Regions from separate parts of the Homo sapiens genome. Here region 1 is linked to region 2. Evidence: read pairs that join two places in POLR2A ChIA-PET (ENCODE). Cell type or tissue: OCI-LY7. All regions are shown on one strand. Each heading gives the region's core, and the rest is flanking DNA. Links, peaks and the distances in the headings are about the cores only.

The links. Peaks named below come from ENCODE experiments on the same cell type or tissue, not always from the same donor. Only the 100,000 strongest peaks of a DNase experiment are listed, where the experiment ranks them.
Region 1: POLR2A ChIA-PET joins it to region 2 with 8 read pairs; 3 of 35 experiments call an interaction of 5 or more read pairs at or near these places.

Annotation. Positions count from the first base shown.
Region 1 is chr10:88,078,144-88,083,530 of GRCh38, forward strand. LOC105378415 (a long non-coding RNA gene) reads right to left here. Exons shown (of 6, transcript XR_007062225.1): 4 at 4,639-4,697; 5 at 1,241-2,394. Among named protein-coding and RNA genes, the nearest start is that of PTEN, 220 kb to the left of the region's middle. RefSeq lists an enhancer at 2,069-2,363. In OCI-LY7, for the core only: no CTCF peak of the experiment used is centred there; DNase peaks (open chromatin) are centred at 2,268, 2,586 and 4,808; H3K4me3 peaks cover 2,586 bases; H3K27ac peaks cover 2,909 bases.
Region 2 is chr10:88,024,714-88,030,100 of GRCh38, forward strand. No RefSeq gene overlaps it. Among named protein-coding and RNA genes, the nearest start is that of PTEN, 160 kb to the left of the region's middle. RefSeq lists a silencer at 2,894-2,943. In OCI-LY7, for the core only: no CTCF peak of the experiment used is centred there; DNase peaks (open chromatin) are centred at 2,968, 3,578 and 4,058; H3K4me3 peaks cover 1,156 bases; H3K27ac peaks cover 1,915 bases.

The sequences.
Region 1 (5,387 bases), core at 174-5,173, 53 kb after region 2:
CTTGGCACAAATCCAAAGCATTGAGGCTAGGATTCAATATTAAGCTGATCTCCCTAGGATGTCATTAAGAGGGTTTAGTTACTGAAACACCAAAGGATATTGTCATAACACAGCAATTTCATTCAAAATGGCCTCATGCCCCAGATCGTTGCAACTGCTGCATTATAAATCTCTAATGCCCTTGGGGTGGGGGTTGGGTGGAGTGGAGGCTCATCAGCAAAGGATGCCTTTGCATATTTGTTTATTTATTCAAAAATGTTTAAAATGAAGTATTTTCTTGACAGCTGATTTGAGGTACTAGTAATTGCTTCTAGATATATAGAAATATCCAAAGGTTTTCTTCAACTTTTTCTTATTTGAGATATTTGTGAAAAAGTCATTTATACCTTGAATGATATACATTCATATATATTGCACATTACATATAGAAAAGTTGGTCTGGATTTTTTTAAAAAGGATTTTTTTTCTGTATTTAATAAGCTCTTGTCATGCAATTCCTCAAACTTACATACTCTTATAAGGGGGAAGAATCAAAAAATAATTTCAACTTAAATCAGAGGATAGGGTCTCTCAACCTTGGCAATATTGACATTTTGGGCCAGATTTTTTCTTTGTTGTTGGGTACTGTCCTGTGCATTGTAGGGTTTAGCAGCATCCTTGACTTCTACCCAGTAGATACCAATAATATGCTCTCTCCGACCCAGCTGTGACAATCAAAAATGTTTCTGGATATTATCAATATGCTTTGGGGTGCTAAACTGATCTGGTTGAGGACCACTACCATAGAAAGCGGAATGATGCAAGAGGAAGAATTGTACATAGAACAGTCTATGGCATGATAGCAACTTCAACTCCAGCCCCATCCATCAGGGGTGATGGGGATCAAGAGTTGGCTTGCTTGCAGAATGAGGCAACATGGAACTATGAGAGATTTTCTTCCAACAGACGCTGGTATTTCTATTAAGTTTCTCCTTTTACAATTTTTTAAAGCACCTTTTGCCTTTGGAAGTAACCTCATGTAGAAAGCATGCAGAGTTCTAAAATGCTAAGTAACTGATATATATATATATATATATATATAAAATATATATTTATATATATTATGTATCTTTTTATATTGTATATATAAATATATATATATATTTAGGTAAAGCCAACAATTCAGGGATGTACTTATATCAGTTAGTTTTTGCTTCTAAGCAAACCAGTCCAAATCTCAGTGGCTAAAAAAGACACTTACTGCTCATGCATCAGGTTGGCTGGGGTTCCACACATCCAGGTTGGACTTGACTGGGCAGCTCTGCTTCCCAGTGTAGGTCTCTGGGTCAAGTGGGGCTGCAGCAGCTGGATGAGCTCTGCTTCATGTCTCCCTCCTTGTCCTGGGACCAGTGGGCTACTTGGGGGATGTTTGGCTCATGGTGATGGCAGAGGTATAAGAGGATAAGCAGAAACACATAAGACTTCTTGAGACCTAGGCTCAGAACTAGGATACCACCACTACTGCCTCATTTCATTGGCCAAAGCAAATCGCATGGCTGCCCCTTTAGTGGGGAGAGCTGCAAAGTCATATGGCAAAAGGCATATGGATACAGTGGGTGGGTGGTGGGGACGTGTGTGTCAGGGGAAAAGAACCATGGTCAATGACACGATCTATCACAGCTCTTACGTTTAGAGTAATAATTTTGCTTTTATATAATTTCAGAACTGCACTCCTTATTTTTTTTCTGGACACCTCTGTAATGAGAGAATATAATCACAGGACCGTTTTAAGAATGGAATCATCTGGTAGGGAAGAGTGAGCCAAACAAACTCTCAGAAATTTTATTTTAACTCCAGTTAGCTCAGTCTTGTATGAATTAAGCAGCATTATATTTCTGTGGTTTTTAGAAAATGGAAAAAGCTGGATTTGTCCAACACAGGGGCAGAGAAGAAATGCATTTTCAAAGATGTTTGTGAGATTAAAATGCAAAAACACCTATTTTTAAGGATTGGCAGATTGCAGATGTGTTGGCCAGAGGAATGTTGAGTGAAAATCTCTGGAATGTTTTAGCAACCTTTAAAATTTATTACCAGGAAATGTGTGCTGCTTGCCTTCTCTGCATCTTTTCAAAAGGTCTCTTGTAAATCCAGTCAAGCCTAGTCCAGGTAGGGAGGTTTGGAAACAGTGATAAGTAAAAGGCATTCTCTGCTGCTGTGCCTCAGCTCCAGCCTGACCAAACACCGTTAATATGTAACCCGAATCTGACCACTTCTTTTATGTTTACATTTGGTTTCAGTGTTATTTTTAACTGGTGAAAGAGCAGTTCAAAGTCATTTTTTTTTTCTTGGCACTTACCATAATCTCTCAAGGCTCAGTAGCAGAATGGCAATAAGTCACGTCAGGGGTCTTTAAACCTGGTGGAATTAAAAATCACTTACCTTATTACACATGTGAATGTGCTGAAGATGGATGGGTCAGGGTTTTCAAGGATAAGACATTATATCAGAAATCATGTTTAATTGTTTTTACTGAGACCTTAGATTTTGAGGATGGTCTACACATTTGGCACAATTCATCCAAAATGGGGGTGTACTCCACATCTATCAGAAGAGCTCAGAAACAATGAAACCAGACCAAACCAAAATGCTGAGCATGTAAGTACTGGAGAGGATACAGAGCAATGGGAACTTTCAAATATTGCTGTTAGAAATGTCAAATGGTTCAGCCACTTTGGAAAAGAGTTTTATAGTTTCTTAGTAAAATGTATGCTTACCATAAGACCCAGAATCTCACTCCTAGGTAGTAACCCCAAATAAATTAAAACTGTGTTCACACACAAACTTCTACATGGAAGTTGATTATGGCTTTAATTGGTGAATGGATAAACAAACTGTGGTGCATCTATACAGTGGAAAATTACTTAGCAATACATAGGAATGAACTACTGATACATGAAATTACATGGTTAAAGCTCAAAGGCATTATGCTGAGTAAAATAAGCCAGACTCAAAAGGCTATAAACTGTGTGATTCCATGTATATGACATTTTGAAAAAAAGCAAGCCTATAGAAAAAGAGAATATATTAGTGATTGCCAGAGGTTAGGGTCAGGGGCTAGCTATAAAGGGGCATACAAGAAATTTGGGGGGTGATGGAATTATTCTGTATCTTAATTGTGGGAGTGGTTACTTGACTGCATATGTATATCAAAACTCACAGAACTGCACACTAACAAGGGTGAATTTATCCTAAAATAAGCCTAATTTGTAAAAACTTGTGGTCCCCCAGAATCTCCTGTTTTTATATTTATCAATATAACATATATATTTGTATGGCCACCAACTCATGCCTGCTTCTTTGGAAATGGTTTCCTGCCCACAGTCCCTGCTGAAAGAATGGGCATAGACTATGCTTCTTCTAGCTGATTCCATATCCAGACCCCACTCGATGGGACCATGGGTAGACATCTACCCTGAACTGAAACAGTAAGATGCTCTCTGTTGAGAGTTTAAGAGACATTGAAATCCAGCCCAGAGGGTGTAGATTTTGGCCTGCAGGTATGTTTTGTTTGGCACAGTGTTTAAAGAAAATTAGTTGCCAGCATAAAAAAGTGGGAGATTTCACATAGAAATCCAGATTTCCGGCTTCTCTTGAAGAAATGGGAGGATCCGGTAAAATGGTCCCAAATTCCTGCATGAAGACAATGGCTGGAGCTGAGATCCATTGCCCCCTTCACACCAGTATGCACTCTCCATCTGCACAGCTCCTGCCACTCCCTGTGTGAAGCCCAGGGGTGGCTGTGCTGGTGCTATTAGTGGGCTTTTATAGTTATAGGAAATAGAAAATCTTTCTTATATTTTTTTCTGTATCAAAACTGGGAAAACTGAAGATAGGCCATATTTTATGAAAAATGGGAATAAGCATATGACTTTGTGAAAGTAATGACTCTTCTAGTGGCTTATAAGAAACAAACTAAATGTGTCTGCTGAAAGAATATACACTGATTCCTTTCTGAAACAAATGTAGCTTTCTGCACTCATCCATGCTGCCTTCCTGGTCTCTGTAGGGATTTGAGTTTGCCCTGCTCTCCCAGTCAAAAGGTTTCTGAGTAAAAGAGTGCTAAGGTTGCATAAAGTTGAAGATAAATAGGCACCATGACGAGCTATATCCACATGCAAGCTTGTGTCACTGGGGAGGAGAAATTGAGAGCCTTACAAAGAAGCAAGTCTATAGAGATTGAAAAATAAAGTGTGTGTGTGTGTGTGTGTGTGTGAGAGAGAGAGAGAGAGAGAGAAATTGAGAAGCATACAGCTGTTCAAAGGAGAGTATAAGTGAATTTTCTTTAATCACTTATAGAAGGAGGTGGGATTATAACCGAAGTCCTCCGATCAGTGCTTCTCAAACTTTAACAGGCACACATATCCTGGGGAGCTTGTGAAAATGGCCATTCTCATCCAGCACATCTGGAGTGAGGTCTGAGATTCTGCATTTGTAATGAGATCCCAGGTGATGTCAATGCTGCTGACCACATTTTGAGCAGCAAGGCCCCAAATCATACAGTCTACAAAGAAATGGTAAAAATTTACCAGCCTCAGTTTTGCTTTTTAACCACCATCTCTCCATTGAAGGACTTGGTATAATCAGTTTACGGTCACTTACCAAAGAATATCACTCCCCCTGAACAAGGTGCTATTTACAGGTTAGTGGGTGCTGGCACTCTGGAAAGAAAGAATAATTTTGTGATTGCCTGGCTGGCACCTTAAGAGAAGCCATCTGGATTAGCAGCCCAGCTGAGGGACTGTGCACCCTCCCTGCTTAGTCTTGGCTGGTTTGCTCTGTGGCCTTAGGCAAATCACCATAGTCTCTGCTTTCTCACCACTCAAACGGAAGTTAAGTTTTTGACCTTGTAGGATATTGTGAAAGATTTAATTAGCATTTGTGAAATCTTGCAAGATCTATAGAGGAAAGGTACTTCAGAAGAACACAATAATTTATAGTCACTATCATCATTTCATTACCAGTTTAGCTGATCTGCCAGGCAAGTCAGTCTAAAGGAAGCTGTCTCTGTAATCTACAACTCCCTCATGGTTGAAAATACTGCAAGGAGGAACATTACAGCTATCTGTGGAAGAAGAGAAATTGTGCTTCTTTTTCACAATTCCTGATATTACTCAGGTGTCTACCACTTCAGGTTTTAATATAATAGTTTTTTTCTCATGTAATGAAGGAAGATTCTCTTTTTAATTGTCCCTTCCTTCCAAATATGGGCCACTGTGATATCTGTTTAAAACTTTGGGGCTCTGGTTTGAAAGAAATGTTTTCTCATCTCTCTTTCTCTAGAGAAGCTCTGTCCAATAGAAATGCAATATGACAACAAAAGCAATTTAAAAATTCCTAGTAGCCACATT
Region 2 (5,387 bases), core at 291-5,290:
ATAATAATTCTCAGCAGCTACTGAGCGTTGTATAGACATTGCTTATTTAATACTTACCAAATCAGCCCATGAAGTAGATGGGTTTGTTAAAATGTATTTGCTGACTGGCAACAGAAAAGCCAAAAAAATATATACTGGCTTAAACAAGTAAGGAGGTTATTTATATCATGCTACAAAAAGCCTAGAGTTTGTTGCCCTGGTTAGGACCACCTGGGACACAGTCTCCTCCATATTTCTGCTCTACAGCCCTTAGCTCCACAGTCATAGTTGCTGCCCATTCAAGCATCACATCTGTGTGTAAAGCAGGATGAAGGATGGTGTAACGGGCGTGGGGCACTTATATAAGAAAAGGAATGTTTTCCCAGAAATTCAAGAATACTTCCTCTTATATACTATTAGCCAGAACAATGTCAGTAGGCTACCATCAGCTTTAAGGAAGCCAGTTGCTTGAGCATTTTAGCTGGGCACATTGTTACCCTGAACAAAACTGGGGCTCTATAAGAAGGAAAAATGAGGAGAGAACTTACATTGGGAACATAAATAGCAGTGTCTGCCATGGTGGGTTGACTATGTCATTTTACAGATAATAAACTGAGGCTCAAAGAGGTTAAATGGTTTGCTCAATTTATCATACAACCAGCAAATAGCAGAGCCAGGGTTAAAACCCAGATGTGAGTGAATCCAAAGTTTTTACTCGTAACTCCCATTCATTACTGTCATGTGGCGCTTCAAATGAATGATATAAATAACTTGATGGTAAATGCAGGGTGGGAGTAGATCAATACGATTTTGGTAGGTAGAAAATAGGGAGTAAAATCATGCAGAGAGAAAGATTTTTCCTACTGTTGGAGGCCTTTGGGGGACAGGAAAAAGTCCAAATTGATTATCAGAGAGTTATTGTTAGGGAAGAATGGGAAGAAAGCTCAGAAAGAAGTGCTGGGACACCAGGCTTCCTTGATAGCTCCCAAGTAACAAGTCCAAAATGGAATTTCTGATTTCTCTGTTCCCTAATCCACTTTATTCTCCATCTTTTCCCATCTCAGTAAAATTCACATTTATATGCCCAGCTGGTTAAACAGAAAATCTGAGGGTTGACATTCATCCTTCTGTTGCCCTCACTCTCACATCTGCAAGTTCTGAAGTATTTACCTCCAAAATATCTCTCACTATGTCCTTTCTGTCACTATCTCTGCCCCTTGCTCATCCAGCTTGCCACCAGCGTGTGCTTGAGAATGGAAACAGCCTCCTCCTAATGGGTCTGCTTGCTTCTTCTCTTGTCTCCTTTAGCCAGTTCTCCACTTGGCAATCTTGAATGAACTTTAAACATTGTAAGCCAGATCATATGACAGCATCCACTTAAAACCCTCCTGTGGTTTTTGTTGCACTTGGAAAGGACCCCAACTATGTCTTTGGCTTAGACCCCAGCTTTGTTTGTGACCCTGCACAGTCTAGTACTTCCTTACCTTTCCAATCCCATCTTGCACCGCATTCACCTTTGCTCACTCTTGGGCTCCAATTACAGTAGCTTCTTTGCAATTGTTGAAATGCTTCTTGCCTTGCCCAAGATCCTTCTTTATGGTTTGGAGTACTTTACCCCTGGTCAACTCCTGTTTCTTCATATTTATGCTTAAACATCATCTCCTCAGGCGGGGTTCCCCACGTGCTCTCTCTAAATCCAGTCCCTCTTGTTCTTCTCTATCAGAAACTTAATGATTTCATTTTTTTTCACATTCAGATTACTTTCCTACATATGTAATTATACCTTTATTTGTTATTTGTTTACCTTTTTCTGGTCTGTCTCCCCTGCCCCCTATTAAGAACAATGAGGGCAGAAGCTGTATTTGTTTTGCTGCTGCTATATATCTGGTAACACAGTGCTTGGCACAGAGTAGGTGCTCAATAAATGTTTGAATGAATGAATGAGTGAATGAATAAACAACTGACAAGATTGACTTGGCAAAGTCTCAAATGCCAGTAGAATGTGTTGCACACACAATTAGAAATAAAGCTTGTGGGCCGGGCGCGGTGGCTCACTCCTGTAGTCCCAGCACTTTGGGAGGCTGAGGCGGGAGGATCATGAGGTCAGGAGATCGAGACCATCCTGGCTAACACGGCGAAACCCTGTCTCTACTGAAAATACAAAAAATTAGCTGGGCGTGGTGGTGGGCACCTGTAGTCCCAGCTACTAGGGAGGCTGAGGCAGGAGAATGGTGTGAACCTGGGAAGTGGAGCTTGCAGTGAGCCTAGATTGCGCCACTGCACTCCAGACTGGGCGACAGAGCCAGACTCCGTCTCAAAAAAAAAAAAAAAGGAAATAAAGCTTGTGGCCGGGCACGGTGGCTCACGCCTGTAATCCCAGCACTTTGGGAAGCTGAGGCAGGCAGATCACCTGAGGTCAGGAGTTCGAGACCAGCCTGGCCAACATGGTGAAACCTCATCTCTACTAAAAATACAAAAATTAGCTGGGCGTGGTGGCGGGCGCCTGTAATCCCAGCTACTTGGCAGGCTGAGGCAGGAGAATCACTTGAACCTGGGAGACGGAGGTTGCAGTGAGCCGAGATAGTGCCATTGCACTACAGCCTTGGGGACAAGAGCAAGACTTTGTCTCAAAAACAAAACAAAAACAAAAACAAAAACAAACAAACAACAACAACAACAAAAAATCACAAAAGAAATAAAGCTTGTTAAAGCAATGTTTGACAAGAAGGATTCATTTTATTTACGAGAATCAAATCCAAATGGCAGGTGGGGGATGTCTCTATAGCAGTTACCAGGATGGTCTCTGATAATTTTATGGAAACAATAAGAACTACATGTATTTAATTCTATTTTAATTTAACCATTCTATGTTCAGGGGGTAGAATTTTGATGATGACAACTACTTCCTCTTCCCTGGAGCACTGTTGAGAAACATTGCCCAGTGTGGCCCTGGGGAGCAGTTTCTGTTCTGGCCTGATCTGGATTCCTCTTCTCCCAGCTTCTGCTGACCTCCTTCTGACTCTGATGCTGGTCCTTAACCGACACTTGTCCTTAACCTACGCTGCCTGCTCAGGAATCAGTCACTTCCTTCTTTCAGGGTCTTTATTACTTACTATTTGCGGATGATTCTTGGTGTCTGAAATGTGATTGCTCAAATTTCACTTTACATAAGTCTGCACCAGTTGATATTTAGAAAAGTTTTACTTCCCTCTAATATATGCGCAAAAAACTGCCTGCTTGTTCAACATCTATACCTGAGTTCTTTGCCTCAGTAATAACAAGGATGATATCTACAGCAATAGTAACATAGCTTCTACTATTTAGTACTTACTATGTAAAAGGCATTGTGCTACTCCTTTGAGTAATTAACTTAATATTTTCCACAGGTGAAGAAGCTGAGGTATACAGCATGTATTAAATAGAGTGTGATAACTACTGTAACACACAAAGCCTTATTTTATTGCTCATGTCCATGTACCTTAGTGGTCAAGGGTGTCTACTCCACATAGTTATTCACGGATTCAGGCTCCTTTCATATGGGTCTCAGAATCCTCCCTTAGGTCCTCTGAATCTGGTGGCACTGACAAGACAAAGGAGAGAGGAAGTGGAGATCATACAAAAGGGTTTAGAACCCAGGCCTAGAAGTAGTGTATTCCTTCTGCTCAAATTTTATTGGCCAGGAATCAATTACATGCCTTTGTTGAAATGCAAGGGGGCTGGGAAATATAATCTTCTTATACACCTAGGAGAAGAGGAAACAATTTTGGTGAGTATCTAGCCAGTCTCTGCCACACAGAAATTAAACAACTTGTCATACAATAAATAAGTGCAGATCTGGGACTCAAATACATATTGGTTGGACTAGAAGCCTAAGCTGTTAGGCACATGTCTATCCTCTCTTTACCTGTATATGTACATTTTTTAATATAAAAACTTTTATATATATATGAAAATACATTTTTAAAGACTGTGCTGCAGCCACATGGTGAAAGCAAGTTTATAGTCTGCTCTTCGTCAGGAAGACTCACTACCTGATTAAGGGCCAGGCTGAAAATGTCTTCTTTGATGAGACAGAAAAATGCATGCTGTGACACTTCCTGTGTGAAGCCATATAACCTTCCTTTTCATGTCAGCAGCTCAGGGATCCTGTTCCTGCTTAACCTATTCCAGCCAGAGATCATGAGATCATATTAGACTAAGGACTTTGGACCTTATCCTGTGGCCAGCCTGCTAATGAAACTCTTAACTGGATGCATTTAAAATGCAAGTGATAGTCTCTCTTTGCTGTATGGGGAGGGCCTTACACCAGTGTAATGGGTATAACTTTGTTCTATAAGTTCAGGTGTGTAAAAAATGTACTTTACATTTTCCTTTAACTCAAATTACCATATTTTATTAATTCCAATACATGCCTTTTTGTATGCTAACATCTCTGAAATGTGGATCTAATAATTGATGGCATGTTTGAATTGCTATTTGCTGGGTGGCAGTGCTGATTTATTTGCCATTGTCTGTATGTGTGTGAACATGGTCATAGGTATTTAGATATTGTTACCTCTTTAGTTGAATAATATGCACTGTTGGTATTACCCAGGCAGAGTTTAGTTGCTGTTTGCAATATTTTCAAAAAGATTATCCTGAGTTTCAGCAATGAAATGAAAACTTATAATGAACAGAAAGGCTCAGAAACAGTAGTGGAGTGTAAATATAGTAAAGCAAAAAAAAATTATAAGAATCACTTCAAAGCTACAGTGTCATACAGAGTAAGAGAATTAAATTACTATAAGTATACGAAACTGCGATACAGAGTTATGTTAAAAAGCATTGCATGTTAGTACATGCCAAGCAAGAGCGCACTCACATTAAACCTTTTTGTTTTTTTTGTTTTTTTTTTTCTTTGAGACGGAGTCTCCCTCTGTCGCCCAGGCTGGAGTGCAGTGGCACAATCTCAGCTCACTGGAAGCTCCGCTTCCCGGGTTCACGCCATTCTCCTGCCTCAGCCTCCTGAGTAGCTGGGACTACAGGCGCCCGCCACCGCACCTGGCTAATTTTTTGTATTTTTAGTAGAGACGGGGTTTCACCGTGGTCTCGATCTCCTGACCTCATGATCCGCCTGCCTCGGCCTCCCAAAGTGCTGGGATTACAGGCATGAGCCACTGCGCCTGGCTCACATTAAACCTTTAACAATGGGTGACAACATCTTGGAAGAAAACCTGGAGTCAAGAGTGAGGATACTAGTAAGAAATGTTTCATCACCAACAGAGAAAAATAGTGAGGAGAAAAATATAAACAGTGATGTGGAAGAGTTAGACTCTGAATGAAGAGATATGTTTAGGAATTTCTTAATACATTTATTTTCTTTTTTATGTGTACAAGAGTGACATGTAATAAAAGTCTACGTCCCAACA